Regions from separate parts of the Homo sapiens genome. Here all the other regions are linked to region 1. Evidence: chromatin loops called from intact Hi-C (ENCODE). Cell type or tissue: CD4-positive, alpha-beta T cell. All regions are shown on one strand. Each heading gives the region's core, and the rest is flanking DNA. Links, peaks and the distances in the headings are about the cores only. Region 1 holds the start of LOC124905093 (a long non-coding RNA gene). Region 2 overlaps MYO18B (myosin XVIIIB). Region 3 overlaps SEZ6L (seizure related 6 homolog like).

The links. A loop is a pair of places that touch in the nucleus more often than their neighbours do. Peaks named below come from ENCODE experiments on the same cell type or tissue, not always from the same donor. Only the 100,000 strongest peaks of a DNase experiment are listed, where the experiment ranks them.
Region 2: it touches region 1 in a loop (5-fold over the local background); 17 of 110 quality-filtered maps call a loop at or near these places.
Region 3: it touches region 1 in a loop (26-fold over the local background); 7 of 110 quality-filtered maps call a loop at or near these places.

What each region holds. Positions count from the first base shown.
Region 1 is chr22:25,441,921-25,452,205 of GRCh38, reverse strand. LOC124905093 (a long non-coding RNA gene) reads left to right here and starts at 4,213. Exons shown (of 2, transcript XR_007068033.1): 1 at 4,213-4,522; 2 at 7,034-8,251. It also overlaps the pseudogene CRYBB2P1. RefSeq lists a silencer at 790-987. In CD4-positive, alpha-beta T cell, for the core only: CTCF peaks have their summits at 4,027 and 4,227; DNase peaks (open chromatin) are centred at 3,455 and 4,175; H3K4me3 peaks cover 1,504 bases; H3K27ac peaks cover 718 bases.
Region 2 is chr22:25,767,720-25,778,004 of GRCh38, reverse strand. MYO18B (myosin XVIIIB) reads right to left here. Exons shown (of 44, transcript NM_032608.7): 4 at 8,577-9,890; 5 at 7,829-7,895; 6 at 7,021-7,133; 7 at 5,495-5,671; 8 at 224-422. Among named protein-coding and RNA genes, the nearest start is that of MYO18B, 31 kb to the right of the region's middle. RefSeq lists enhancers at 1-385, 386-886. In CD4-positive, alpha-beta T cell, for the core only: CTCF peaks have their summits at 4,681 and 4,882 (motif pointing right); a DNase peak (open chromatin) is centred at 4,874.
Region 3 is chr22:26,325,530-26,335,814 of GRCh38, reverse strand. All of the region lies in intron 9 of SEZ6L (seizure related 6 homolog like), which reads right to left. Among named protein-coding and RNA genes, the nearest start is that of SEZ6L-AS1, 84 kb to the right of the region's middle. In CD4-positive, alpha-beta T cell, for the core only: CTCF peaks have their summits at 4,440 and 4,640 (motif pointing right); a DNase peak (open chromatin) is centred at 4,654; H3K27me3 peaks cover 1,172 bases.

The DNA of each region.
Region 1 (10,285 bases), core at 863-8,862:
AATCAAAACCATACACAGAAAGCATCTCTTATTTGAAATGAATATGACAAATAAAAATACAAACACAAATGCTGGTGTGAATTTCCAGGAAAAAAGAAGTGTTTATGGGAGGGTCAATTACTATATACACTGCGGAAAGCAGTTGCAGATTCCTCAAAAAACTCAAAGTCCAATGCCATATGATCTATTCATCCCACTACTAGCTATACAGTCAAAGCAAATCAGTATTTTGAAGAGACATCTGCCTTTCCATGTCTATTGCATCACTAGTCACAATAGCTAGGATGATGGAATCAGACTACCTGTTCACCCACAGATGAAGGGATAAAGAAAATGTAGTACACATATACAATGATATACTCTCCGGTCATAAAAAATAATGCAATTTTCATTTAGGGCAACACCAATGAACCTAGAAAACATTCTGTTAAATAAGCCAAGCACAGAAAGACAAAGACAAACACTGCATGACCTCACTTATGATGAATCCAAAAACTTAACCTTCAAGAAGCAGAAAGTACAGGAGTGGTTTCCTGAGGCTGGGGGAAGGAGGGCAGATAGGAGGGATTGGTTATAGAAACAAAGTTACAGTTAGCTGGGAGGAATACATTCCTGTTCCACAGCTGAGTGACTCTGGTTACAATACTGTATTTTTCAAAAAAGCTAGAAGGGAACAATTTTGAGTGTTCTCACCACAGAGAAATAATACCTGTAGGAAGGAATAGTTAGGCTAAGTACCCTGATTTGATCATCACCAAAAATATACATGTATCAAAATGTCCCAGACGAGGCTGGGAAAGGTGGCTGTGTGTAATCCCAGCACCTTGGGAGGCTGAGGTGGGCAGATCGCTTGAGGCCAGAAGTGTGAGACCAGCCTGGCCAACGTGGCAAAACCCCGTCTCTACTGAAAAATACAAAAATTAGCTGGGCATGGTGGCACACACTTGTAATTCTAGCTACTTGCGTGGCTGAGGCACAAAAATCACTTGAACCTGGGAGCCAAAGGTTGCAGTAAGCCAAGATCATGCTACTGCACTCCAACCTGGGCGACAGAGCGGGACTCAGTGTCTCAAAATAAAAACAGAAACAAAAACAAAAGAGTCCCAGATGAGAAAAAAAGTCCCAGTATACCCTCTGTTTATGTGCCTTATTATAGACAAAACATTTAAGAAGTATAGGCCGGGTGCGGTGGCCCCTTAATCCTAGCATTTTTGGGGGCTGAGGTGGGTGGATCACGAGGTCAGGAGGTCAGGAGATCAAGACCATCCTGGCCAACATGGTGAAACCCCATCTCTACTAAAAATACAAAAATTAACTGGGCATGGTGGCGCGCCTGTAGTCCTAGCTACTTGGGAGGCTGAGGCAGGAGACTCACTTGAACCCAGGAAGCAGAGGTTGCAGTAAGCCAAGATCATACTACTGCGCTCTAGCCTGGCGACAGAGCGAGACTCCATCTCGAAAAAAAAAAGGGGTGGGGGAGGAGCGGGTGCAGTGGCTCACACCTGTAATCCCAGCACTTTGGGAGGCCAAGGCAGGCAGATCACAGGGTCAAGAGATCGAGACCATCCTGGCCAACATGATGAAACCCCATCTCTACTAAAATACAAAAAAAAAAAAAATTCAGCTGGGTGTTGTGGCATGCACCTGTAGTTCCAGCTACTTGGGAGGCTGAGGCAGGGGAATCGCTTTAACCCAGGAGATGAAGGTTTCAGTGAGCCGAGATCATGCCACTGCACTCCAGCCTGGTTGACAGAGCAAGACTCCGTCAAAAAAAAAAAAAAAAAAAAAAAAAAAAAGTTTAAATACACAATGCTAATATTATCATGGAACCACAAAGAGCCCTGAACCTCTAAGGAACCCTGACAAATACAAACTAAGTTGGAGGACTCACAATTCCTCATATCAAATTGCGTTGCAAAGCTGTAGGTAGCCAATACCCCAATACACATGGTCCTGTGATGTGCCGCTGTGCTCCAGCATGGGTGAGAGTGACCCGTCTCAAAAAAGAAAAAGATTGTGAGAAAATAGGAGGGAATCAGAGAAGTGATAACTGGTTGTTATCAAACATATACACAGAAAAAAAAACCAAATAGCATAAAAAATACATATCCAAACTAAAATCGGGCAGAAAACCCGAATAGACATCGCTGCCAAAATTACATAACATGCACAAACACGTAAGAGAAAAGGTCCTCAACATTACTATTCATCAGAAAAGATTGTACTCCAAAACCACATTCAGATACCATCCCACACCTACTGGAATACATGTTACTGAAAATATCTTAAAAATTAAAAAGAATGCTGGTGTGGATTTGGATAAAGGGAAAATCTTATGCATTGTTGGTGTAAAGATAAATTAGGATATACACTATGGAAAAAAGTTGTAGGCCAGACGCGGTGGCTCATGCCTGTAATCCCAGCACTTTGGGAGGCCGAGGCGGGCAGATTACGAGGTCAGAAGATCAAGCCCATCCTGATTAACACAGAGAAACCCCGTCTCTACTAAAAACACAAAAAATTAGCCGGGCATGGTGGCATGCACCTGTAGTCCCAGCTACTCGGGAGGCTGAGGCAGGAAAATCACTTGAACCCGGGAGGCAGACATTGCAGTGAGCCGAGATCACGCCACTGCACTTCAGCCTGGGCAACAGAGCCAGACTTCCTCTCCAAAAAAAAAAAAAAGTTGTAAATTCCTCAAAAAATTGAAAACGCAACTACCATATGATCTAGCAATCCCACTACTGGGTATACCTCCAAAGCAAATGAAAACAGTATCAGAGTTTGCAAAGCCTCAATGGGGATAGGAGATTTTCTTCATTAAATGGTTTTGAAAAAACTGATGTTTTTATGAAAAAGAATGAAACAGGAACCTTCTGGTATACAATACACAAAAATCAACTCAAAATGGATTGAAGACCCAAACACAAGGCCTGAAATTACAGATCATCATCAAATGTCTGTAAGATAAAAAGAGGGGATGGTGGAGCACTTAGTTTTGGGGCAACTTGCATCTAGGCTCACAGTTTGGAAACAGGAAAAGAAAAAAAGGAAAAAAAAGAAGAGGGACAAAATCTCGTCGAGAATGGAATGACTTATGAATATATTTATTTTTTAAATTGGGAAAGCGAATCACAAGTAACAAAAGCAAAAACAACCATGTGGGGCTACATCCAACTGGAACGCTTCTGTACAGAAAGGAAACAATGACCCAAATGAAAAGGAATCCTACAAATGGGGAGAAAGTTTGGGGGAAGCATATATCTCCTAAGGGGTTGTTATAAAAGATATGCAATACGTTAACAGCGCTAAGCAGCAATAACCACAATAAGATAACACCAAATTGGGCAGGGACCCTGAATAGACATTTCTGCACAGGGGACGTAACACTGAGCAGAATGGAGAGAACCAGGTCCTCAGCATCGCCGTCATCAGGGGTAAGTCCCCGTCAGGCTCGCACTAGGGTGTCCCTCCCCCCTGGTCAGGTGGTCGTGACCAGAGGGACAGAAGGGGACATAGGCTTCCCTGGGGGCGGGGGTTGGAGGGGGGTGAAAGAGTCCCGATTTGTCCCGATGGCGGGAAGGCAAATTTAAAAATTCATCAAATCCTGGAGGCAGCTGGCATCTTTTTTCCTCCGTCTGAGGCCTGGACAGGAGGCGGCCAAAAACCCAGACCTGGCCCCCACTCCCACCTGGGCCGGGCTTCCCCTTCCTCTCTCCCCATCTATATGGGACAGGTTCCCTCAGAAGAACTCCTCAAACCCTAAAAATACCACAGTCTGCTACACTTCCCACCCTCAAAAGCCCTCAGGGAACAAAACTAATGGTAAAACAAATATTAAAATACTATAAGAGAAAGAGGAAAACTAGTGAGAAGATGAGAATAAAGGGAACGTTCGAGGAAACAAACTTCTGTACTCACCGTGTAGAAAAAAATGCCCCGGAGAAGCTGAGCTGCACGCAGCTCCCGCCTAAGCAGTCAGGGCCATAGACGTGAGCTGTTTTCTCCCCAGGACGGGGCTCCAAGTGGTCCCCAAGCCGCCGCGGTGCCCCCTGAGGCGGGTCCTGAAGGAACCGGCCCCGCTTTCCTTCTTCTCATTCTGGACTCCACGCCACGCACGCCACGCACGCCACGCACGCCACGCAGCGTCTACGGTGAGAACACGCATGCGCACCATGTGGGGCAGAAAAGGCGGTTTCAGCGCCCCCTGCCAGTCACAGTGCACAGTGCAGGATGATTCACCTCATGGTCAGCATAAGCCCAGGTCAGGTAGGGTAGAAGGGTGCCTTGTGGGACACCAGGGAGCAGGAACTCCCCAACCTATGCATGTGGACCTCCCCCTGTGAAGCTCCCTTTTTTTTTTGGACAGGGTCTCACTCTGTCCCCCAGGATGAAGTGCAGTGGTGCAATCACAGTTCACTGCAGCCTCAACCTCCCGGACCCAAGTGATCCTCCCATCTCAGCTTTCAAGTACCTGCGAATCTGGCTGCTCCACTGTTGGGTGCATATGTATTCAGGATAAGTAAGTCTTGTGTGTGTATATACGTGTGTGTGTGTGTACATATGTGTGTGTGTGTGTGTGTTGTAAATGGGAATTTATAGGGAGAATTGGCTCACCTAATTGCAAGGCAAAGTCCCACAGCAGGTCATCTGCAAGCTGGAGAATGAGAAAAAGCAGCAGTAGTGTGGCTCCCAGGGGAACCAGCCATGTGGATTTGTTTATGTGCAAAAGCCTGAAAACAACGGAAACTTTCACTGCAGCTCCCAGTCTGAGGTCCAAGATTTGAGAATCCTTTGTGTTTGCTGGTGCAAGTAGCAGAATACAAAGGCCCAAATCATGGAGTTTCAAGTCCAAAGACAGGAGGATAGGAAAAGGTGACCCTCTTCCGGAGAGACAGAGTGAGCATGAACAGGAAAGCCCAGCAAGCTGAATGTGCCCTCTTTTCTATCTTCTTTGTTCTAGCTCAGTGCATGGACTCTGGAGCCAGGCCACCTGGGTTAACATCCTGCTCCAGCCACTTATAAGCTGGTGACCTGGAGCAGGCAGTGAATCCTCTGCGTGTTTCAGCTTCTCCATCTGCAGAAAAGTACCTTCTCATAAGAGTTGTTGAGAGGATAAAATACAGATTAATATACATGAGGAACTCAGAACAGTGTCTCTGTGTGTATAGATAATACAAACACATGTACACACAACTTCTATCCAACTGGAGACCACATTAAAATCCTCCGTTTTGAACAATACCATAATCCCCATTTTGTCCCACACCTCCCCACCCACCTCCTCAGTCGGATGATCCCTGGAGAAAATATGGAACCATCTGTATTAATGCAGTTCTCTCTCTCTCTCTCTTTTTTTTTTTTTTTTTTTTTGTTTTGAGACGGAGTCTCGCTCTGTCACCCAGGCTGGAGTGCAGTGGCGTGATCTCAGTTCACTGCAACGTCTGCCTCCCGGGTTCAAGCGATTCTCCTGCGTCAGCCTCCCAAGTAGCTGGGATTACAGGGGCCCGCCACCATGCCTGGCTAATTTTTTGTATTTTTAGTACAGACAGCGTTTCACCATTTTAGCCAGGATGGTCTCGATCTCCTGACCTCATGATCTGCCCGCCTTGGCCTCCCAAAGTGCTGGCATTCCAGGCATGAGCCACCGCACCTGGCCGGCACCAGTCTTCTTAAGGCTTTACCTGAATTCAATGTTAGCGTTATATCATAAGAGGGACCATATTAACATTTGTTTTTTGTTTGTTTGTTTGTTTGAGACAGAGTTTCGCTCTTATTGCCCAGGCTGGAGTGCCATGGAGGGATCTCGGCTCATTGCAACCACTGCCTTCTGGGTTCAAGCGATTCTCCTGCCTCAGCCTCCCACATAGCTGAGATTACAGGTGCCTGCCACCACGCCCGGCTAATTTTTGTATTTTAGTAGAGACGGGTTTTCACCATGTTGATGAGGCTGGTCTCGAATTCCTGACCTCAGGTGATCCGTCTGCCTCAGCCTCCCAAAGTGCTGGGAATATAGGTGTGAGCCACCACGCTCGGCCTAACATTCGTGTATCTCAGAACAGGGACTGAAGCACAGAGAGATTTACATAACACTCCTAGGTATGTGCAGCTTCTCAGTGGGATTTGAACCCAGGCCATAGGCACCAGGCTCCATGCTCTTGGTCAGTCTGCTCTGCTTCCTTTCCACATTGCCTCATCTAAAGAAAGGCATTTGCCTACATCATCTGTTCCATTTTAAGTGCTACCCACACTGCAAGGTCTTTCTAGGAGGACCAGGCACAGTGGGTCACACCTGTAATCCCTCAACAGTTTGGGAGGCCAAACCAAGAGGGTAGTTTGAGGGTAGGAGTTCAAGACCAGCTTGGGCAACTTAGGGAGACCCCACCTCTACAAAAAACTTTTAGAAATTAGCCCCATATGGTTGTGTGTGCCTGTGGTTCCACCTACCTGGGAGGCTGAGGTGGGAGGATCACTGGAGCCCTGGAGTTCGAGGCTGCAGTGAGTCATGAGCATGCCACTGCACGGCTGCCTAGGTAATAGAGCAAGACCTCATCTCAAAAAAAAAAAATCTCTCTGTAAGGACTAACTCTCTGATTCAGGTGGCTGTGCTAAGCAGGTGGTAAAAATTGGATCAAAAGTTTGATCTGTGAGCTGGGTGTGGTGGCTCATGCCTGTAATTCCAGCACTTTGGGAGGCTGAGGCAGCTAGATCACCTGAGGTCAGGAGTTTGAGACCAGCCTGGCCAACATGGTGAAACTCTGTCTCTACTAAAAATACAAAACTATTAGCCAGGCGTGGTGGCGCATGCCTGTAATCCCAACTACTTGGGAGGCTGAGGCGGGCGAATCGCTTGAACCCAGGAGGCGGAGATGGCAATCAGCCCAGACTACACCACTGCACTCCAGCCTGGGCAACATAGCAAGACTCCATCTCAAAAAAAAAAAAAGTTTGATCTGTGAGTAAAGTATTACTAATTTATCTATGGTCTTCTGCCTGTAAGATTTCAACAGCTATCTTTTTTGTAATTCCCCAGGATCTTGCATCCCGAACATACAAGTAATTCCTGAGGAGTTGGCGGAGCCTCTGCCGACTCCAAGCTGAGCATCCGAGAACTTCTGGCCCAACAGCACTCATCAGGAATCAGTGCAGTCTATTTCTCCCTGGAAGCAGAGGGTCCGAAAAGTTCTGACTAGGCAAAGAGTGAGAGTGTGCATATCAATTGAAGGTACTGTGACTATTCTGTTATTAAGTGCATTCAAGCAGAGTGATTCCAGTTGGTTAAGCATTTCATGTTTAAGACAAAACTTGATTTATTTATTTATTTTAAGTTGGAGTTTCACTCTTGTAGCCCAGGCTGGAGTGTAGTGGCTCGATCTCAGCTCACTGCAACCTCTGCCTCCTGGGTTCAAGCAATTCTCCTGCCTCAGCCTACTGAGTAGCTGGGACTACAGGCGTCCACCAACATGCCCAGCTAATTTTTATATTTTTAGTAGAGATGGGGTTTCGCCATGTTGGCCAGGGTGTCTCGAACTCTTAACATTAGGTGATCCACCCGCCTCGGCCTCCCAAAGTGCTGGGCCTACAGGCATGAGCCACCATGCCCGGCCTAGACAAAACTTTAAAAATGCTGTGTCATATTTCTCTTTTATTTCATGTGTGCACGTTTAAATTATTTAGTCAGTTGCCACTACTACAACTACAGAAGTAATGGCGTATTTACAACTAAAAGTTTCATTCACTTTAAATAGAAAACATCTCAACTGAAACTTTTAACATTTAGCTGATCATTAAACATTAGCTGAGATGGATCTCTTCCTGAAACAGTGTTGCCAGAGTTTTAAAAATTAAGAGAGTTTATGTAGGACAGTTTTAGATGAATGTAAAAATTGAAGAGAGTACAGAAAATTCTCAGACCCTCCCCCCAAAGTTTGCTTTTCTTAACCACCTTTTACATGGGTGTGGTCCATGCGTTACAATGAGTGAACCATTATTGATACATTGTTAGTATCTAAAGGCCAGAGTTTGCATTAAGATTCAGTCTGTGTTTTGGTAGTCTAAGGGTTTTGACATTACATGAGCTTCACCTATTAACTTCTCTCCCCTTTTTCCAGATCCCTCAGCAACCACTGATCTTTTCACTGTCCCTCTGGTTTTTCTTTCCCAGAAAGCTTATGTAATTGGAATCATAGCATATGCAGCTTTTTCAGATTGACTTATTTCACTTATAATATACATTTATGATATTTTCATATTGATTTGTGCCTTTTTATCTCAACGGTTTTTTTTTCAGGATCCTATTTTATTGTTTTTATGACTTTTAAGAAGTTAGCATGAAAATAAATCTTTATTTTCAGTTATTGCCTGCAAGTAAGAGAAAGTTAGGTTCACAGTTTTGGCTCTTGACACAAAGTGAACTAGGAGGCAAATTTAGGTCCATCAGATACAACTAATGGAGCAACTTTTTAAGTTCAGGCTATCTTGAAAGCTTGCAACATATGAGATATCGCTGTGTTGTCTCTCACGACAGCAATGGGTGACACTGAGTAGAAGCTGTGAAGTGTTTTTAATAGCAGGGGTTTTCTATCTTATGTTGCTGGAAATCAAGAGGTTTATAAACATGGTACATGTTTAGAAATGAGTTAGATACTTGAAAAGTCTAAACACACTGATTTACGAGTGCGTATGTTGCAGTCTCAAGAGGGGTCAATAGTCCATATGGACTAAATTAATCTCCGGGTAGCAGGTATGTTTGTAAATATAAAATTATATTAGACGTTAGCGCAGTGCAGAACGTGCTCAGCATCATAAGATCTGAAACACCACACAAGTTTATCCATCATTAAAAACAATTACTTCCTTCCTAAAATGTCAGAATAGTAGGTAACTGAGATTAATAAATCGAATCCAAATGTATCTCAATGGTTTTTTATCACTGGATAATATTCCATTGATCAGTGTAACAAAGTTTGTTGGTACATTCGCCTACTGAAGAACATAAAGGTTGCTTTCAATGTGGGCAGTATGGATAAAGCTACCATAAACATTCCTGTGGACTTTTTAGTACAGACATAATTTTTTTTTTTTCTGAGACAGAGTGTTGCTCTGTCGCCCAGGCTGGAGTGCAGTGGTGCGATCTCAGCTCACTGCAACCAATGTCTCACAGGTTCAAGCAATTCTCCTGCCTCAGCCTCCCGAGTAGGGAGGCCCAGCCCATACATAATTGTTTAATTAAACTGGGTAAATACTTAGGATTGTGATCACTTACTTATATGATAAGACTACATAAGAATTTGGTAGGGTTGCTGGGCACGGTGGCTCATGCCTTTAATCCCAGCACTTTGGGAGGCTGAGGCAGGCAGATCACGTGAGGTCAGGAGTTCGAGACCAGACTGGCCAACATGGTGAAACCCTGTCTCTACCAAAAATAAAAAAATTAGGCTGGGCGCGGTGGCTCATGCCTGTAATCCCAGCACTTTGGGAGGCTGAGGCGGGCGGATCACAAGGTCAGGAGATCAAGACCATCCTGGCTAATACAGTGAAACCCCGTCTCTACTAAAAATACAAAAAAAAATTAGCCAGACGTGGCGGCATGCGCCTGTAGTCCCAGCTGCTGGGGAGGCTGAAGCAGGAGAATGGCGTGAACCCAGGAGGTGGAGCTTGCAGTGAGCCGAGATCGCGCCACTGCACTCCAGCCTGGGCGACAGAGCGAGACTCCGTCTCAAAAAAAAAAAAATACAAAAATTAGCCAGGTGTGGTGGCATATGCCTGTAGTCCCAGCTACTCAGGAGGCAGAGGCAGGAGAATAACTTGAACCCAGGTGGTGGAGGCTGCAGTGAGCCAACACTGTGCCACTGCACTCCAGCCTGAGCAACATGGCAAGACTCCATCTCCAAAAAAAAAAAAAAGAATTTGGTAGGATTTACCAGTAAAACCATCTAAGCCTGGTGCTTTTTTTTTTTTTGGAAAAGTTACTGATTGATTCAATGTCTAAAATTGATACAGGTTTATTCAGTTTATCAATTTCTCCTTGGTGAGTTTTATAGTTTCTGCCTTTGAAGGAATCGGTTCCTAAGCTTATCACATTTCTGGGCATAGATTTTCTCAAAGTATTCCCTCATGGTCTTCTCAATGCCCATAGAATCACAAATGATGACCTCTCCTTTAGTTATTAGTACATTATGACTTCCTTTCTTCATGGTTAGCCTGCCTGGAGGTTTATTGATTTTTTTTTTTATCTATTCATAGAAACAGCTGTTGGTTTTGATAACTTTCTCTGTTGATTTTT
Region 2 (10,285 bases), core at 1,532-9,531, 330 kb before region 1:
CAAACGGCCGTCAATGTCTTGAGGAAGGAGTACCTTATTCTAATTTCAACAAATGCATCCCAATGACCTAGGGATAGCCCTGCCCAGTAGCAAGCATGGGGTCTGCACATATCTGGTGCTCAGTGAATGCTAGCTGAATGAATATAAGAAAGCAGCTCAGCATCCCCTTCCAACTCTCCCCGTGCTGACCCCAACTCTCCATGTCACCTAGAGACCACCATACCTGAGACCCTGCCATCCACACTGCCTGCCATCCCCACCAGGTGTTCCAGGACCTGCTCACAGCAGGTGGTCTTCCCAGCGCCACTCCAGCCCAGGGCCACAATGCTCTGGTCTCTCCGCTGGTTCAGCAGCGCCCAGTATGCCCGCTGTGCCATGGAGCCAATGTGGGCAGGCAGGCCATCCCGGCGGCCCTTGGGCACCTGCAGGAAGATCACAGGTATCAGCCATCCCATCCAGCCACTGCCTAGGGAGCATTCTAAGACAGCGCCCCGCCCCAGGCCTAGGGTCCAGATCTGTGTCCCTGCCTCCAGATCTGCCTCCAGATCCCTGACTCCCTTCCTACTCGACTAGGAGGAGCCAAGCCTGTATGTCTAGTCCTGCCCCTGGCTCCCTGTGAGTCCTTGGACAACCCATGCCTGTTTTCTGAACCTAGTTCTCCTCTTTAGTTAGAGGCTTGAATGAGAGCTGCATTCATCCATGAGATTCATCTCACTGGTTACTCAAAGCATCGAATGGTATCTGCCTGAAGCGAGGCAGCTGGATCGATAGCATAATTATCCATTACGATTAGTGATGTCTGCTATGGACACAGGGAATGGCACATGGGGGAGTTAGTGGTATGTGTGCTATATATTTGCCATAACAGATTTAGGTGATAACTAAAACCGTATCTGCTTCATCCATTCATTCATACTTCATTCAGTAAAATAATCCATTGAGTGTCTACTATGCAGCAGGCACTCGGGCACAGCATAACACAAAATGGATAAAGGAAATTCCAGCCAATCGCAAAGAGATACCATTAAATGCCTATTACAATGGCTGAAAAAAACATTTAACAGTCACTACCAAGTTTTGGTGAAGATGAGGAGCAACTGGAATTCTCATACAATGCCAATGGGAATGCTGAATGATACAGCCTCTATGGAAAACAGCCTGGCAGTTTCTTCTACAGTGAGATACACACTCATTACCCCTCTCCACAACCCCACAACCCCTCTCTAGGTGTTTACCCTAAAGAAATCAAAATGTATGTTCACAAAAAACCCCTCTATGTCATTGGTTATATTGACTATATATTCAAAATCACCAAAAACTAAAAACAACACAAATGTCCTTCAACTAGTGAACTAGGATAATCACCCAACCTGTTGTTTTTTTGTTTTTGTTTTTGTTTTTTGTTTTGAGACAGAGTTTTGCTCTTGTTGCCCAGGCTGGAGTACAATGGCACGATCTCAGCTCACTGCAACCTCCACCTCCCAGGTTCAAGCGAATCTCCCGCCTCAGCCTTCTGAGTAGCTGGGATTAAGGCGTGCACCACCATGCCTGGCTAATTTTTGTATTTTTAGTAGAAATGGGGTTTCACCATGTTAGCCAGGCTTGTCTCAAACTCCTGACCTCAAGTGATCCGCCAGCCTCGGCCTCCCAAATTGCTATCCTGGTTTTGGCATTGAAAGTCTCATGTCCCAGAAAACGTTTTAGTCCCAGGAAAACCAGGACAAGAGGTCACCCTATGAACAAATAAGCACAGTAGTGCATCAATGAAATAAAATAAAGGAACAAACTGTAGATAAATAAAACCACATGGGTGAATCTCCAATGCATTGTGCTGCCTGGAAGAAGCCAATTCAAAAGGTTACATACCATACAATGCCATTTATATGGGTTTTTTAAGGTAAAACTATAGGGACAAAAAAACAGATCAGTGGCTACCAGGGGTAGAACTTGGGGCTGAGTTGACCACAGGGGGCCCAGAGAACTTTTGGGGGTGACGGGAACTGTCATGTAATTGATTGTCAAAGCAGTTATACAACTATACACCTTTGTCAAAAATGCTCAGAACTGTACACTAAAAAGGTGCATTGGACTATAATGTAAGCCTGATTTTTTTTTTTTTTAAGTCCCTGCTTGGTGGAGCTTGCCTTCTGGTGGGAAGACAGAGATGATCGATGAAAGAAATTAATTCAATTACAGTGAACGGGAGGCGTTTGAAAGCCACAAGCCTGGATGAGATCACCAAGGAAGAGTGTGAGAACAGAGCATCCTGACAGGGACAGGTCAGGGAGACCACAAGGAAGACTGACTGGGCGGCCAGTGGGCGGGAATGAAAACCAGGAAAGCGGAGTCTTAGAGCCGAGGAAGGGTGTGTTTCCAGGAAGAGGGAGGGAAATGCTGCTGAGTTCAGTAAGAGACCAGAGACTTGACATTGGATTTGGCAGCGAGGGAAGAGGGCAGGAGGTTACTGTGAGGTCAGCAGGAGGGCACCAAAAGGAAAAGAGGAATGGGCCCTGCTGCAGGAGGATGTCTGAAGCCCAAGATGCTGAGGGTGTCCACTGGGTCCGGCAAGGCCCCATCTGCCCTCCCTAGCGCAGTCCTTTGGCCGAACTAGGGGCACAAACCCTGGTGTGATGGCCCTCCCCTCAGCCTAGATGTCTAGCTTGGGGCTGGGGCTGTCTCCAATCCACTGTTGGCTCTTCCTGCTCCAAGCCCCTGAGGAACAGTCATGAGTCCCTATCCTGATGCCAGATGTAGGGCTCAGCAGGAACCTAATGCAGGCAAAGGAGGGATATGCCCCCACACTGGCTGGACACAGCCTTAGGGCTTAAGGCAGTCAGAGGGTCCTGGGGTCTCAGTCCTAGAGCCATCCCCCAGTCTGGGAAAACTAAAGTTCAATGAACGGGCAGTCCTGTCCATCAGCCTGCTCAGGCCCACTGCCTAGGGGGAGAAGGAAGAATTCTGCACATCCAGGTTCCTGAAGGCCCTCCTATATGCATGCATGCACACATGCCTTTGCATCTGTGTACATGTGCCCTTGCACGCATGCACAGAAGTGTGCTTGTAGGCACATGCACGCAACAGTTGCGGCGGGCTCTGCACACAGAGATGGGATCCACCTCTACCCACGGGGTCGCACCCATGCTCAAACTCACCCTCTTATTCACCTAGACCTCCATGTCCCCAGGCACACACCCAGACCCCAGCTGCCTGGTGGGGCTAGCCCCATAGTGAGAGAGTCCCCCGGTGTGTCCAGACCCCACCCAGCCCATCCTCGAGGTGGTCTCAGCCTCACCGCAGGCCTGTGCTCCCACCTGGTGGCCATTTGGGGAATCAGAGGTTGATCCGGCCTAAGGACAGGAGGTGGCTGTGGGTTTGAGTGTGGGAGGCTGGAAGACTTGAGGGAAGGGTGCGGACCAGTGCCGCACCCCACCCCAGGGTTAGGAAGGGAAGTAGGGGGATCTACCTTCAGAGTGCGTACCAATGCCTGCATCTTTTGGCGCTTTTGCCTAAGTTCTGATGCCTCAATCCAGGATGGCCAATGAGGACCTGATTGCTATCTGGGTCTATAAAAATGTCCCTTCCAGGGATTTCCAGGGAGCCGGAGGAGTCCCTCGGCAATGTGGACAGCTCAGAGGCCTTGGGCTGCAGCAACAGAAGCCTAAGCACTCACCACAAGGACGGGAGAGGGCACGTGCCAAGCTCTGGCCCACCCAGAGCTTCTGAGGTCCTCCCAGGCCCTTGACCATGGACAGCGGTGGTGGGAGAGCCCCTGGGAGTGACTGAAGGTGTGGTGTGGGTCACTCTGGAGGAGAAAAATCTTGGAGAGAGGGGTACAGGCCCACTATATCCCCTTTAATGGATTTAGCATTGCCTCAGGGACTAGGGATGGATTTGTCCCACAGGGCCCCAAAGGGCAAGATGTGTTTTCACCCCCAGTTGGCAGAGGAGAACATGGAAACCAGAAGAGGTATCATGATCTTTCCTAGACACCAGGTGTCCTAGGGGCTTCTGACTTCCCAGTGAGTCTCCAGAAGAGCACACAGGTAAGATGTCTCACCTCCGACAGGCCTCCCTGCCTCCACTGAGCCTCTTCCCATCTGTCCTCCACCCAGCAGCCAAAGGCATCCTTTTACAACCTAAGTCACAGCATGTCATTGCTCTGCTAAAAACCCCAGTAGGGACTCTCTCTAAGCCTACTCTGGCTCAGGAGGCTGCCCAGTTCATAAAAAATAGATACAAATCGGCCAGGCGCAGTGGCTCATGCCTGTAATCCCAGCACTTTGGGAGGCCGAGGCGGGCGGATCACGAGCTCAGGAGATCGAGCCCATCCTGGCTAACACGGTGAAACCCCATCTCTACTAAAAATACAAAAAATTAGCTGGGCGTGGTGGCGGGTGCCTGTAGTCCCAGCTACTCGGGGGGCTGAGGCAGGAGAATGGCGTGAACCCGGGAGGCGGCGCTTGCAGTGAGCCGAGATCGTGCCACTGCACTCCAGCCTGGGCGACACAGAGAGACTCCGTCTCAAAAGTAAATAAATAAATAAATACCCATAGTAGCTGCCATCCCACTCAGAGTGAAAGCCAGAATCATCACCCTGAGAACTGACACGGCTCTGTCCTGGTTTTTCCCAACCTCTCCCACCTCTTCCTCCACTCATCTGCTCGGGCCACTCTTATCTTTATTGTTGATGGACTGTCTTTTCTTCCTAGAACAGCAACTCCACAAGGGGAGGGTTGCTCGCCTGGCACCTTCCCTGATGTTCTTTGTGCGTGGCCCGGTAGGAGACCCTCAATCAATAGCTCAATCACTATGGGTTGAAGGAATGAAGGGGCCCACGCTTCAATGACTCGGCTGAGGTGCCTCGTGCGTCCACAAGGTGGCGCTTAGAGATTTCCTTTGCTCTTGCCCATCTCAACAAAAATTGGCCGTTTCTACACTTCCGAGGAAAAAAACTAAAGTACAACTGAAGCTTCTGTTTCCCCGTTGATGTGGGTGCTCAGGACTCCTGAGAGTTCAGCATGGGATGAAGAGCACACAGGAGCCCTGTATCCTGGGTTTTCTCCCAGCAACTCTGCTCGCTAGACCTGAGAGTTTAGCCTGCGCCTGGCCCAGCCGGCTCTTCTCATCTGTAAAATGGGCTAATCACAGTACCTGTGTTTTCAGGTGGATATGTGAGACTCAACTGAGTTAATACAAGAAGGTGCATACAGCAGTGTCTGGTAGAGTTCACACTCATTCAGTATTTTCTTTCGTTACTCTTGTGATATTTAATGCTGCTGTTTCTGTCCTAATGGTGACTGATCTTTCCCTCCAGGGAATGGGGGAATCTCATGGTCCATGCCACAGGATGCCACAATGCCGCGAGAAGGATGCTGCTTGCAGACAGGTCGACTGGGGGCTCTGATGGTTCTACTGTCACCTCAGATGCAGAGGGATCCCCCCAGGCCCCCCTGCCCTCAGCCCCTCAGCCCTGCCCACAATGGTCCCACCTCACCTTCCCTGCAGAAGGCACCGAGGGCCCCCGGGGCTGGAGGACAATCAGATCAGGCCCTGTGCAGGTGTGCAGCAGCTGAGCTTTGTAGCGCTGCAGAAGCGTGTTCAGGACACTGGATTCGTTGACACTGATGAGAGAGGCCAGGTCCTCGACCTGGTCCAGCTCAGGAGGGTTGGCCTGTGAAACCATCACACAGAGTCTCCTCTGGCCTTCTGGCCTTCTGGCCCCCTGCCCCCACCCCACCCCCCCGCAACCAAACACACACTAAGCCCTCCTCTTGAGAGCTATGTGCCAAAGACCAGAACAGAGCACAGGGACTCTGGATGGAAAGCAATGAAGCCCTACAAATAAAATAGGGCCATCCCTTCTCCTTGCCCTCTGTGCAACCTATGAGGCACCCCCTCTTCGCTGTGGTCCTGCACTCCATGCACCATGAGGGGAGACGCTCCCAAGGCAGACTTGACAAAATTCAAAACACTTTCTGGATCTCAAACACCACAAAAAGACAGGTGATGCTCCAGTGTGTGCGAGCATCCGCTGCCATTTCCTCCTCTTCTGGGTCTTACGAGGAAGCTCTCAATATGCTCCATGATACCCAGGAGTGGAGGCCAATGGCCAAACCACCTCACTGGTCTCATAGCCCATCATGCATTGATTCCTAGGAAACCACCCAAACCCTTAGAAGCAAGGGTTATGTGAAGCTGCTTCTTAAAACATCTGTTCTAAGAGGCGTCCTATTATTCTCTCCAGCTTCAGTGAGTTTTCTGAACCTGGTAGTCTCAGGTTTGGGCCAAGCTTGAGCCCTCTCATGGATCAGCCTTTCTTGCAAGGCCACTGAGCCTCTGTAAATGCCCAACGCGGGAGAGAAAGCCTGAGGTGGGCAGAGGAGGAGCAGAAAGGAATGCAGATGAGCAAGGAGGAAAACTCCTAAGATAGCAGGCTGTGAGGGGCGGGGGGAAAGGGCATGACAGAACCTTTCTTTTCTATCACTACACTGGGACTTGTCCTCAAAAGGATTTATGGTGCACAACAAAAATGTATTCAAAGCAATTTAAAGAGCAAAGCTGAAAGAAAGTTTGATGCCAAAATATAGGCCATTAGAACCTATGCTATGGTTAATGGCAAGCAGCAAATTTGGCTCTGAGTTCCCTGGCGGCCAGAGTGAAAACAGAAACATGCTGTGTAGTATGATTTGCAATATCCAATATCTATAAATTAAAAGCAGTCATTTTCTTGGGTCCATCAGAAGAACTCCCAGGGCCAAGACCTGACAAACATGTTCTTTGATGTGTCCTCATTAAGGGAAACCACAGGAAAGGGTGAATGACCCCCTAATAGTACCCCTCCAGTAGAGCAATGAGTTCAGTGGGGTTCTTCACTATAACTCCCTCCAGGGCATCAAGCCAAAATGGTATTGGTAGTCAGGAACAAGGAAATCTCTTGCAGGACTGGGGAAGGAGGGTATGGAGCTGGGGTGAAGTGGGACAGGGGACTCATGCTGGGGGACGGCGGGACAGGGGACTCACCCGATGGACATGCTCCTCATCCACCTCAGTGATGGTTTTGTCAGCATCAATCCAAAGTCTCACCCTTCCTGCTGGCAGGTCTGCTGTTCCCTCATCTGGCTTTAGCACCGTAGCTGGTTGGACATCCCAGAGAGAGAAGGGGAACGGGGAGGAGATGGGAGGGGAAGAGGGGAAAGAGGCGAGGGCAGGAGATAAGAGAGGCTCTAAGCCGGGCCAGCAAGCTTGGGAGAAGGCTTGGGACAGGTCTCCATTTGGGGTCTATTCACTTGGAGCTGAGTTGTGACCCCAAATCCTTTAAGGTCAGGCTAAGTCTGACTCACCTTAGGCTTTTACCAGCTGTCACAGTGCCAGGCACAGAGCAGGCACCCAGACAGTTGGGTACACTGGCCTATCTCACACACAGACTGCCATTTCCCCCTCCAGTGCCCATGGCAGACATCACTAATCAACCACTCTTCCCAGCCATGTTCAGACTGAGACTCAGCATCACTTCTCAGTAGAGTGCAGTGATCAGCCACAACCAATCGACAAAAGTAGGCTCATGAGATCAAATCTATTGGCCCACTTGTACCAGACTCTGGCTTCCTCGAAGAACGCCGTAGGAAGAAAGCATGCTTGTTGCATTAGTGAGTTACAGTAGGTAAATAACTCATTATCAAGACACAAATGCCTTTGAAAGACAGTCTCCACTGCTCCTCTTCCCTCCTGACCACCAAAGTATAATCAGGACCTGGAACATATGGCTGGCAGCAGTAGGGGGCACAGGAGAAGACTCAGACCCTCCAAAGGTGCTAACACCCCTACTTACCAAGAGTAAATCCATCCTTCTGAGCCAGCCAGACTTTCTCTGCCTCATACCATCTGTCCTCAGGAGCCTGAGAACCAACATCACGTAAATTAAACCAGCAAATGGCACCGCTGCCCATCTTCTACCTTACACGGGGGTTTCTCACAGTGTGCTCTGGAGCCATCTAAACCAGAATCTCCTGGGGGAGAACAGGAGAGGGAGTGTGCTTATTTAAATGCAGATTCCCGTTGCGGACCCGGGAGGTGGAGCCGAGATCACACCACTGCACCATCTAGCCTGGGTGACAGAGCAAGACTCCGTCTCAAAAAAAAAAAAAATACTACATAAATGCAGATTCCTGGGCCCCACTCCTGGCCTTTGAAATGAGAGACTCCATGGCTGGCCCCAGGAATCTGCATTTTTAACAATCTACTCGTTATGCCATCCCGTTTGAAAGCTGTCGTGTGACATCATAAGCAAGCTCTACCATGTCAGCCGTGAGGAGACACCTCACACTTTGGGGACCTTCCCTCACTCTGTGGGGAATTCCCACCCCAGGGCAGGTGCAATGGAAACTTCAAGACTTCTGCTCATGGAGGAAGTGCTCGTCCCCTCCTCTGGGTGCCTTGCAGTTCCAGCCACCCCTCTCCAATTCCCTGCCCACCCCCCGTCCACCCCTTGTCCATCCCTGGGGCAGATCTTTCCCATCCCTGCATCTCTGGAGAGGCCTGTCTGCCGCTTCCCGCTCCCAGGGCCGCAGCCCCCTCACCTGGTCTGAGTCTCTGCTCTGGCCTCCTTTGCCCTCCTCCTGCGGGGCTGGCCCGTCTTGGTTCTCCTTCCGTATCCGAGGCCTTTCTGCATCCTTCTCCAGAGCAGGCTGGCTGGGTCCTTCCAGCTCTGTCTCCAGGGCACCAGCCCCATCACCTGCTCTTGAGCAGGGCTCCTCTGCTTCCTGCCCACGGCTTCCTGGCCAGCCTCCCTTCCCAGGAGCTGCTGGCGACTCCACCATTGTGCTCACCTCCTTTGGGGCTTCACAGCCCTTCTCTGTCTGACTCCGAGCTTCACCTGCGTTCCCGGACTTACCCTGGGGTTGCCCCATCTTTTCCTTCTTATCCCAGGACTCACCTGCCTTCCCAGTCGTGCTCCGAAGCTCACCTGCTTTCTCCCCCATTCTCAGATCGTCCCCCAACTCGCCCTGCACTTGGCTTGTCTTCTCCATCTGGGTCTGAGGCTCACCTGTCTTCTCTGCCTTACTTAAGAGCACCCCTTCTTTGTCCTTCTTATTCTGGGGACCGTCCCACTTACTCCTTCTTCCCAGGAAACCTCCCCACTTTCTCCCAGGGATTTGGGGCCTTACGTGCTTCCCTTCACTCCCTACGTCCTTAGAGACATTCCCCTTTTCCACCGTGTTTGTGGGCTCTGCTCCCTCCTTCTCTGCTTTCCCTGGTCGCACCCCCTCGCCGGGCCCTTGGGCTTGGGGCCTGGTCCCCTGCCTGTCTTTGCCCTGGGGCTCAGCCTCTTTCAGCTCTGTGGTCTTGGGGGTCCCAAGCCCCTTCCCCACTATGCTTTGACCCTCCTCGCCTTTTTTCAGTGCCACAGTTCCTTGGCCTGGGTCCCCAAGACCCCCAGTCCGGGTCTTCTCAGCTTTCGGGGCCAAGATCTCGGTGCTGGCCTGGGAGCCACAAGGAGTCCTAGAGGTCTCCCCTTTCTTTTCCTTTCCAGTATCTGTGGCGGGGGGAGAGGTCTTGCAAGGGGGGGCGTCATGGGGATGAGTCTTCTCTGGCTTGGCTGAGTCCGGGTCCAGCTTGGCCACCATCAACAACACATCACCCCTCCTCACGCCCCTCTTGAAGGGGACAGTCTTTTTGGTTGGTGTCGCACTGGAGCCCAGCTCCTGGGCCTTCTCACCATTGATGCTTGTCATCTGCTCAGGGTCGGGGCTGCGGGACCCCTCGCTCTCCTTGCCCAGAATGTCTGAGCTCCCAGGAGAGCTTGACTGGTCGTCCTGAGAGATCTGCTGGCTTCCAGATCTGGTGCCACTGCTGGACTTGCTGTTGGGTTGGCTGATGGAAATTTCTGGGATCTGGGAGAAAGAACACAACCATGCCTACATAGCTGCTTGCTGACCTGACAGCTTTGTCATTCACTCGTGTTCGTTCATTCATTTCATTGTTCACTTCTCCATTCATCCTTCCACAGATGCTCGAGCACCTCCAAATCCAACAGGCATGGCCAAGCCTAGCACCCTTGACCTTGGCCTAGCCCCTCAAAGTTGAGTGATGGAGTGGAAGGAGTGGACTTTGGAGCCCAACAGAACCAAGTTCAACTCCTGACTCTGACACTCTATAGCTGTGTGACCTTAGCTAAATGACTTCTCCTCTCTGAGTCTGTTTTTTAATCAATAAAATGAGAATGATAAAAGCCTACCTTGCAGGGTAGGTGTGAGAATGTGTGACAATATGTAGAAACTGAGCCCAG
Region 3 (10,285 bases), core at 727-8,726, 880 kb before region 1:
ATGCTCACCAAAAGAAATGATAAAATCAGACTGGGGATGCCTGCCTGCCTCTGGTCAGAGCAAGGAGAATAAAAGCAGATATTGACAGTGAGCATCCCATCACTGATGACAGTAGGGATATGATCTATGTTTCCTGGGTCTAGTTGTGAACCTTGCAGGCAGAAGCCAACTATAGGTCTCCTTAAAAGTGGCTTCCTACTGAAAGGGTGATAGAACCCCAGCAAAAGGGAAAGTTAAGAGCAGCTGTGCTCAGGAGACTTTCACACATTTAATATCCTATTAAAGACAGAAAAAAAATCAGCATTCTATATATTCTATAACATAACAGTGTAGCCAAGTTAGAGTCTCCTATTCCCTTACCTCCCATGCCCTTTGCAAAATTCCCAGCCAGAGGAGCACAGTTGAGGGAGGGATGAAGTTTCAAAATGAATGATACTTAGGGTTATAAGATTTTCAGACTGGACTGCACTTATTGTGACCAGAAGACCTATGAAAACGCAGCTTTCACCCAGAGGAAAAAAATAATATAGGATGTGCCTGAAGGGTCACTGGGAGAAATAATCAAGTTACTCTCTGCCTCATTCTTCTGAATCTTTTTTGACAGACTGGTTCCAATTATGTACACAGAGTTTGGCAATTTAGTTTTTTCCCCTCAATGCAAAGAGGAGCTTACATTTTCACTTGCTCATCCATGTATTTACCAAGTGCATCTAGCATCCCTGGAATCGGACCTTTGTAAGCAACCGAGATGAAAATGTGTTGAGTTCACTGCAGGGAGAGCCACAGGGCAGAGTGTGGTTTTCCGCTGAGGTCTGAATTGAGATGTCAGCTAGATACGATCCAAGGAGGCGCTAGGAAAACGGGATGGCAGTTTGACTCCAGGATGAAGGGGAGATGGAGAGATGCTGGCAGGCAGGCAGGCTTGGTCTGACTGTGACTGGGAGTGGCAGGATCCCTTCTGGGAGGATCCTGTAGGACCACAAAGCTTCCCAAGACCAGACCCTGCCCACTCTGGCCCTTCTCAGGTGCCAGAGTGAAAGGCTTTCCACAGGCACAAAGTGTGAGCTCCTGGCAGAAGATCTCAGCTCCCATCTCCCCCTCTACATCCACCTCTTTCTTCTTGGTCACTGTCGCAGGCTATCCTCAGACCATCATCACCTTTCTCTTGGGCAGTTGGACAGCACCTCGGTGGTTTCCTGACTTCATCCTCACCTGGCCCTGATACTCCTCCCCTTAGCAGCCAGATGAATCTTTCCAGAAGGTAAATCAGATCTGCTCCCTCAACAGATCAATGAATAAGCAAAATACGGTCTATTTGTGCAGCGGAGTTATTATTCAGCCATAAAAAGGAATGCAGCACTGGCCCACGCCGCAGCACAGGTGAACCTCGGAAACATGACATGCAGTGAAAGAAGCCAGCCACGAAAAGCCACCTGTTGAATCACTCCATTTATAAGGAATATCCAGAATAGGGAAATCCACAGAGAAAGAAGGCAGATGGGTGGTTATCAAGGGTTAGGGGGTGAGGAGAAGAATGCGGAACAATTGCTTAATCGGTATGGAATTTGTTTTTGGGGTGATGGAAATGTTTTGGCACTAGATACAAGTGTTGGTTGCACAATATTGTAAATGTATCACATATGTAGATATATATATTGTATATGTTAAAATGACTAATTGTATGTTGTATGAATTTCACCTCAATTAAAAAAAAGAAACATCTTAGGATAGAGTGCCAACTTTTAACCCTAGTCTCAAGGCTCTATAGGTCTATCTTTTGCATTGCCGCCTGCCCCGTCCCTGCCGCCTCATTTCTGACTCTCTCTCTTCCAAGCCATTGTTTTACCTCCAACCAGACTGCATTGCTCATCAGTCTTTCCAAAGCACGATGCTCTTGGTGACCTCTGGGACTTTTCACATTCCCTTCCCTGTGCTCTGAATTCTCCACCTGGGAAACTCCTACCCACCCCTTAGTTTCAGCCTTCCATGATTCACTATTGCACAGAGCCCCCAGCATCCCCTCCTGGTCTGGCCTGCAGCCCTTGTGCTCACCCTCCTTATGGAGCTCAGTCATTACTTGGGGCCCCATTGGTCTGGGGATGCTCATCTGCTGCAGATCAGGAGCTCCCTGAGGCCCTCCCATGTCTCACTCACTGCTGGCTGTATCCCTAGTGCTCAGCACCATGCTGAGTGTGTGTCTCGGGTGAATCAGTGCCAGCTCAGGGCATAGGGCCAGGTTTCGGGCTCAGATCTTGCACAGAGTAGACTGTGGCTTTGACCCCAATTCCTACCTAGGACCCTAACCCCGACTGGACTCTTCCCTGCTCCAACCTTGGGAAGGGGACTCCTCTCAGCCAGTGCCCTGGCTGCTTTCAGCATGCTCCCCAGGGTTAAGTTGAAAACTTTGGTATCAGAGGGAGGCTGCCTCAAGGGATTTCTGCCCCGCCTGCCTCTAGGGCTTCTTGTTGGCCATGCCTTGATCCTTCTTGGATATGTAGGTCACTAGAGTCAAGTCCAATGCCACCTGACACCCTGCATGCCTGAGAGGCCACTCCAAAGCCAACCCGCTGGCTTGTCCAGCTTGTCTAGCCTCCTCTCCTTCCCCACCTTGACCCTGCTCTGGGCACATTCTGCAGCCCCTTCAAGGGCCTGAGCAGCCATTTGTGGACATGCCATTTAGTGTTACCACTTCTGGCTGCTTCTTTAAATCCTCCCTTTCTCAGGGCAGTGGAAACACTGGTCCCATTGGATAGCTTTTGAATGGGAAAGCATTTCACAGGACCCACATTTAGCTTTTGAATAACAACAGTGCTGTCCGCCAAGTATCAAGCATTCAAACAACCTCACAAAGTAAGACTTGCTCCATTATACAGATAAGGAAACTGAGGCTCAACCAGGAAGGTCAAGATTCAAACCTACGTCTTTTGATGCCAAAGCTTGAGATCTGAACCACCATTTTATACAACAGCCCATGAAAGCCACATACACACGTTTTCAAGAAGTGTGTTCCGATTGAGTCTTGTGTCAGAAAACATGAATAAAAAAACACAAATTAAATATTCAGAACAGCTGGGCATGATGGTTCATGCTTGTAATCCCAGCATTTTGGGAGGCCAAGGCTGGAGGATCACTTGAGTTCAGGAGTTCAAGACCTGCCTGGGCAATATAGTGAAACCCCCATCTCTATAAAAAATAAAAACATTAGCCGGGCACGGTGGCACATGCCTGTGGTCCCAGCTACTCAGGAGGCTGAGGTGGGAAGATCACTTGAGCACTGGAGGTTGAGGCTGCAGTAAGCTTTGATTGCACCACTGTACTCCAGCATGGGTGACACAGTGAGATGCTGTCTAAAAAAAAAAAATCTGGACTGGGTGCAGTGGCTCACACCTTTAATCCCAGCACTTTGGGAGGCCGAGGTGAGTGAATAACCTGAGGTCAGGAGTTCAAGACCAGCTTGGCCAATATGGTGAAATCCCATCTCTACAAAAAGTACAAAAATAAGCTGGGCATGGTGGCATGCACTTGTAGTCCCAGCTACTCGGGAGGCTGAGGTAGGAGAATTGCTTGAACCTGAGAGAAGGAGGTTGCAGTGAGCCGAGATCGCGCCACTGCACTCCAGCCTGGGCAACAGAGCGAGACCCTGTCTCAAAAAAAAAAAAAAAAAAAACATTGAAAATCCTCTCTTCCAGCTGTTTGAAAATGAACAACAAATTATTGTTAACTATCGTCACCCTACAGTGTTATAGAACACTAGAAGCTATTCCTCCTATATAGCTGTGATTTTTGTATTACAGACATCGTTTTTTAAAAATTAAATTAAATTCTTTTTTGAGACACAGTCTTGCTCTGTTGCCCGGGCTGGAGTGCAGTGGCACGATCTCAGCTCGTTGCAACCTCCACCCTCCCCGGGTTTAAGCCATTCTCCTGCCTCAGCCTCCCAAGTAACTGGGATTACAGGCACGTGCCACCATGCCTGGCTAATTTTTGTGTTTTTAGTGGAGACAGCATTTCACCATGTTGGCTGGGCTGTTCTCAAACTCCTGACCTCAGGTGATCCACCTGCCTTGGCCTCCCAAAGTTCTGGGATACAGGCTTGAGCCACCACGCCTGGCCCAGACTTCTTGTTTTAAAAAGATTTTGTCTCCCTAACATTTTACATTTCTTGGTAACGAATGTTCTTTGTGTTTTGTTCATGGTTATTATCGATCAGGTATAACAGAGTTTGCAATAAAATCAGTGTTAATCTAGTTACTTAGTCTGGGTGGCTTAATTTTGATAGATAAAAGCTTTCTGTTATGGTTTTTGAAATATTTAGAAAGATCTGGGGAAGGATATGTAAGATACATAAGAAAGTAATTGCCTCTAGGGAGGAGAGCCAGAGAGGGGGCTGTTTGCTGGGGAAGGATGGGAAACTCAATTTTCACAGTAGACCTTTTTGTACTTTTGAATTTTGAATCGTATGAATGTAGTACCTCTTCAAAAAGGATAAAAACAGCCTAAGGGACCCTCATTGCTTTCACTGGGGTCTAGAGAGTGGAAGAGGTGAGGATAGAATGCAAATTAGAATCTGACACAGACCAGCGAACCCATCTCTGGTTATGTAATCCTGCTGCTCACCTGCAGAGGGCAGTGTATGCCTAAGCATGGAATGGGCTGACTTCCCCAGCAGGTGCCCTTTTTACCCCAACCAATCAGGAGCCTGGATGTGGGGAGCAGGTGGTAGGTGAGGTTGGTAACTATTGAGCTAGAGTCAATATTCCGGAGAGGGCATAGAAAGACATGATGAGCAAGCCACCTTTCTTTTCCTTATTCCTTTCTAAACAAACATTTGACCCTTGGCTTAGAAATCTTGCCTTTAAAAGGCTTTTTCGAGCCTCATTCACAGGACAATTTTAGGTAGGCAAACATACTTTGAAATGTCTAATGTTTATGCATTTCTTTAAATGCAAATTAGAAAAATATATAAATATATGGTTTGCACATTAAACTTCTAATTTCATGGACATTATTTTGGCTGGAGTAAGCCAAGTGAAAAAGGCAAGCCAATTTACACGCAGTTTCGGGAAAACAAAAACGGTAACACAAAAAGAAGTAGCTGGTAATAGAATTGGACTGTGGAAACCGCAAAAATTAGCCCACAGACTAAAGTCCAGTTTCTCAGCCTGACCTCCCAGGAAGTCCACAGCTGGGTCTCAGCCCATCTCTTGCTGTCTCAAACATCCAGTACACCAAGCCCCTTGCAGCTCCTAGACCCTTAAAGCCTCCATCTTTCATGCCTTAGCTCATGCTAGTCTCTCTACCTGGAAAGCCCTCTCCTCTCTTCTCTGCTAGAAAACACCTTGCTAATTCCTCAGGATCCCTCTGTCCACCCTGCATTTACAGCTATGTAATAACTAGCTAAGGTTTTCAAGTGGCTTTTCAAGGCACTTTACATGCACCATTTCATCTTATCCTCGGACTAACCCTGTAAGTACGACTCTTCACACCCATTTCACAGATAAGCCAACTGAGGTGCCCAGAGGTGAGGAAACACGCTTAAGCTCAAGCAGCTGGTTATATAGCAGAGCCGGAATCCAAACAGACGTCGTTGGAAGACAAAGCCTGAGCAACAGACCAGCAACCTTCATCTGCCTGTGTCGGCTCCCTGAAGGCACATGTCTTCACCCCAATCCCTGGAGCCCACCCAGGGCTTGGCACAGGTGAAATAAAGTTCACTTAAATGAAGGAATGACGGCAAATTTATGTCCATTTTCCAGATGAGGAAACTGAGGCTCAGAGGAATTAAGTGACTTTCCTAAGAAAACACTATCTTGCCCTTCAGGCAAGATCTTTATGGAACAGTAGAGATAGTGATGAAATAAATCATAGGATCTAAAGAAAGGAAAAACAAGAATCAAAACCTGTAAATTCCGTTGTATGCAATAAAACTTTGATAAAATATTTATAGTTTTTTTTGAAGGCCTTAGAAGGGACATGTTTAAAGTTGTTTTGTATCTATTTTCTCATCTGATCCCCTCACCCACACAGTCAGGTGGTCAGAGAAAAAACATTATGAATCCCATAGAGGAGTAAACTGAGCCCCAAAGACCCAGGTCCTAAGGCCTCTGTGCTCATTTCAGATGCAGCACAACCTTGCCAGGCACCTCTCAGCAACACAGAATTGTCGAGGGGCCTTTGGCCCAGTGAAACCCAATTAAATTTGCTTTCAATTTAATTTGATAAAATGGCAGACAGGCCAAGAAACCATGTCAGCTCCAGGGAGGACACAGAAAACCAGTATCTTTGGCTCCCTAATAGGACACCTTAAAACACACAAAAATGATGAGTTTTCTTTTTCTTTTTTTTTAAAGATGGTGTTTCACTCTGTCATCCAGGCTGGAGTGCAATGGCATGATCTTGGCTCACTGCAACCTCCGCCTCCTGGGTTCAAGCTATTCTCCTGCCTTAGCCTCCAGAGTAGCTGGAACTACAGGCACCCACCACCAAGCCCAGCTAATTTTTGCAGTTTTAGTAGAGACCGGGTTTCACCATGTTGACCAGGTTGGTCTTGAACTCTTGACCTCAGATGATCCACCTGCCTTGGCCTCCCAGAGTGCTGGGATTACAGGTTTGAGCCACCGTGCCCAGCCTGTTTCCTTAGTCTCTTCTTTGTTCCTTCTCTCTTCCTTTCCTTCCACCCTCTCTTCCTCTCTGTTTCTCTCCAAAAATATTCACCAAAACGCTTGTCCACTCCAGGCTGTGAACCCACTGCCCCGTGGTTCTCAATCCTGGCCGCACCTCAGAATCCCCGCGGAGGTTTAAAAACTCCTGATCCCAGGTTGTACTCCAGACAAATCAGGCCATCAGAAACCCTGGGGGTGGAGACTGGGAATTAGTGTCACTTAAAACTCCCATTCCCAGGGGGTTCTCCTGGGCAGCCAGGACTGAGAGCCACAGACCTGGAGTTTGCAGCCTGAATGAGACCCAGCCCTGACTTCAGAGAGGCTCCCAGTTTCCATGGCCTTTCTTCTTTTCTTCCTTTTCTCCATCTCCTCCTCCTTTCTCCCTTTTCTCAATTTCCCTCTTATTCCCAAAGAGAAAAAGAGTAGGAAAGAGATTCCTGCTCTCGGCCTGCCGTCCCCCTGGGCCTGCCCCACGGGCAGCTCAAGCAGTTTCTCATTTCCACATCTCTGGACTGAGCCATTTCCGAAGGCAGTGGGCGAGGCTCTGGCAAGGTCACCGATAACGTTTTACACCTAGCACCATGACCAGGAAAACCCAACAGCTCCCCGGCTGCTTTGCCTACAAAGACGGCTGTCCTTAACTACCCTGGTGTTTCACCTCCAGCACAAGAGGCAGCATTAAGAGAACAGGTTCAAATTCTAGCTGCAGGACCTTGAAGCAGATTAGCCTCTCTGAGCCTCAGTGTTCCCACCTGTAAAATGGGGATAATATTGTTGACAGCTGTAAATAACAATTAATGCCAGGAATTCCACTACAAGAGCATTTTTCCTCTATTACAAAAACTATTTATAAGGAACTAGGCACCCTGCTGAGGGGCAAGGGCGGCGTGGCAACAAATCCTGGTGTGACGAGACCTCAGTAAAGGGCACTTATGCTGCCACCTTTCTGACCTGTGACTGGACAAGAGGCTTCCCAACCCGGGTCTCAGTTTCCCCAGATGCAAATCGCAGAATCCACAAATTGTAAAAAAGTCCATTAACAATGGCCATGACCAAGCCACTGCATGCTTCCCTCTGTGGAGAAGGTTGGACCCACACACTTTCCCCATTTCCCCACTCAATAGCAAGGAAGGGGTTGATCTGGGGAATACAAGGCTTTAGAAATAGGCTGCTGAGGCCTGAGTTTTCCAGACTTAGGGGTGACCCCAGATGGCATCTGTGGCCCTTCCATGAATTTCCTCTGTGGCACTGCCCACATTGCTTCCTTTTTCTGGATGTAAGCTTCCCCAGGTTTATAAAACACGGAGTGGAACCCAGGGCCTTCTACATTCCGGGACATCTAAGTCAGGGTGCGAGAGCTCACCTTGAGGGAAGCTTGATCAGCTGGTGAGGTCGGATGTGTATGTGGCAGTATGTGTGTTTGTGTAGTGTGTGGCGCATGTGCGTGTGGTGTGTGTGGGTGTGTGTGGTGTGTGTAGTGTCATGTGGTGTGGGCGTGGTGTGTCATGTGGTGCGTGTGGTGTGTGTTTAGTGTCATGTGGTGTGTGTGGCATGTGTGGCATGTGTCGTGTCATGTGGTGTGTGTGTGGGGTGTGTGTATGGTGTGTGGTGTGTGTGTGTAGTGTCGTGGGGTGTGTGGCGTGTGTGGTGTGTGTAGTGTCATGTGGTGTGTGTGAGGGGTGTGTGTGTATGGTGTGTGGTGTGTGTAGTGTCATATGTGTGGTTTGTGCGTGTGTGTGTGTGGTGTGTATGTGGTGTGTGTATGGTGTGTGTAGTGTCATGTGGTGTGGCATGTGTGGCATGTGTGTGGTGTGTGTGTGGGGGTGTGTGTGGTGTGTGTAGTGTCATGTGTGTGTGGTATGTGTGGGGTGGTGTGTGTGTGTGGTGTGTGTGAGGGTGTGTGGTGTGTATAGCGTGTGTGGTGTGTGTGTGGTGTGTGGTATATACTGCCACACACACACAGACACGCACGTGTGCAGAGGGCGGTGGGCCGGGGCTCTGCATTGCTGGAGGAAGAGTTGACAGAGCTTCTCCCAGCAGAAGCTGGCAGTGGCTGGGGTCGCCGCTTCCTGCCATTCTGCGTCCGCATCGTGCACATATTCTCGAAGGCCTCCCCTGGCGAAAGCCCTGGCGTGGCCAATCCGAGCGGCCAGAACACCCCCAGGAAACTCCACACAGGGGCCGTCCCCGCCTGGCGTGGGAACTCCTCCAAGAAAAACGAACTTTGAAACCTGGAGGGCTTGTCCCAGCTTCTCCCCGGAAGGCCCCAGAGGGGTTTGCAGGGGCTTCCCCAGGCCTCGGCCATCACAGGACCATGCCAAGCCAATGCTGCTGCCCCTCTGCCTCCTGCCTGGCTTCCTGCCACCTCGGCCCACCTCTGCCTTCCTCCCAGGGGTGCTGTCTAAACAGCAGGTCTGACTACACTGCTTGCCTGCTCAGCTCTCAAGGGAGGCTGGCTGCCTTCAGGATGAAGTCGATTCTACTCTGTGAAGCAGGGTTGAGGGGTGATGAGGGGTGTGAGGCTGGCACTCCTGGGTCTAAGTGGCAAGCCATTTCACCCCTCGGAGGAGGATCACTGTCCTCATCTATTACATGGAGAACAAATCGTGTGACTCTCCTAGGTTGCTTTGAGAATTAACTAAGAGGTAACGTGCTCAGAACAGAGCTTGGCACAAAGGTAAGGGCACGTGAGTATTTTGGCACCACAGTAATCCATGTGAGTGATGATTGTCATCTCCAGACCTCTGATAATTGGATGCAACTCTAGCCACATGGTATGCGCTCAATAAACACTTGTCGAATAGTAAGTTCAGGAGGACAGCGCATGTCAGGGACTCGTAAAACAAGCAGTCGTGTCTCCCTAAGATGTCAGGTCTAATTGCATTCGAATGCCTTGAGCTTGTAGGGGTGCACCGACAAGGCAATGTCCAGCTCAGACAGACAGCAGGTCCCCTCCCAAGTAGGCTCTTGCAGTCACCAAGGCGAGAAGAGCGTGGCGTGGCCAAGGAGCAGAACATGGGCATGTGTTGGTGGAGGACCTAACCCTGGTGCTTGTGTTTCCAAGTTACCACCACAATCCCCTGCAAATCGTGGGGGAGAGGAAGCTAATCAGTCAGGTGGGATACCTGGGTAGGACCTGTGTATGGATTCTCTTCATTCCTACTGTAACACTCAAACTGCAAGCTCAGAGGGATCAATGTGTGTGTGTGTGTGTGTGTGTGTGTGGTGTGTGTGATCGTGCAAAGGAGCTCAGTTTGTACACAGGACCATGGGCCATGGAAGGGATTAATCGTCATCACAGCTGCCAATTAAATTGTTGAGTGTGTGTAATGTACTAAGCCCTTGCCAAGTGCTTCTGCACATGGTATGATTTCATCATCTCAGAACTCGAAGAGATGGGTACCATTGTTATTTTCATTTGAAAGATGAAAGAAACCGAGGTCCAGAGAAGTGGGGTGACTTTATCCAAGGTCACACAGCCACTCAGTGAAAGAATTGAGACTAGAACCCAAGACTTCTTACTGTAGGTGAAGGCTTTTTCCTGTCCCTGAAGGAATTCAAGATCTTTCCAGAGTGTCTCCCACATGCTGAAAGCATCATGTAGGGAAAGAAACATTTTCTGA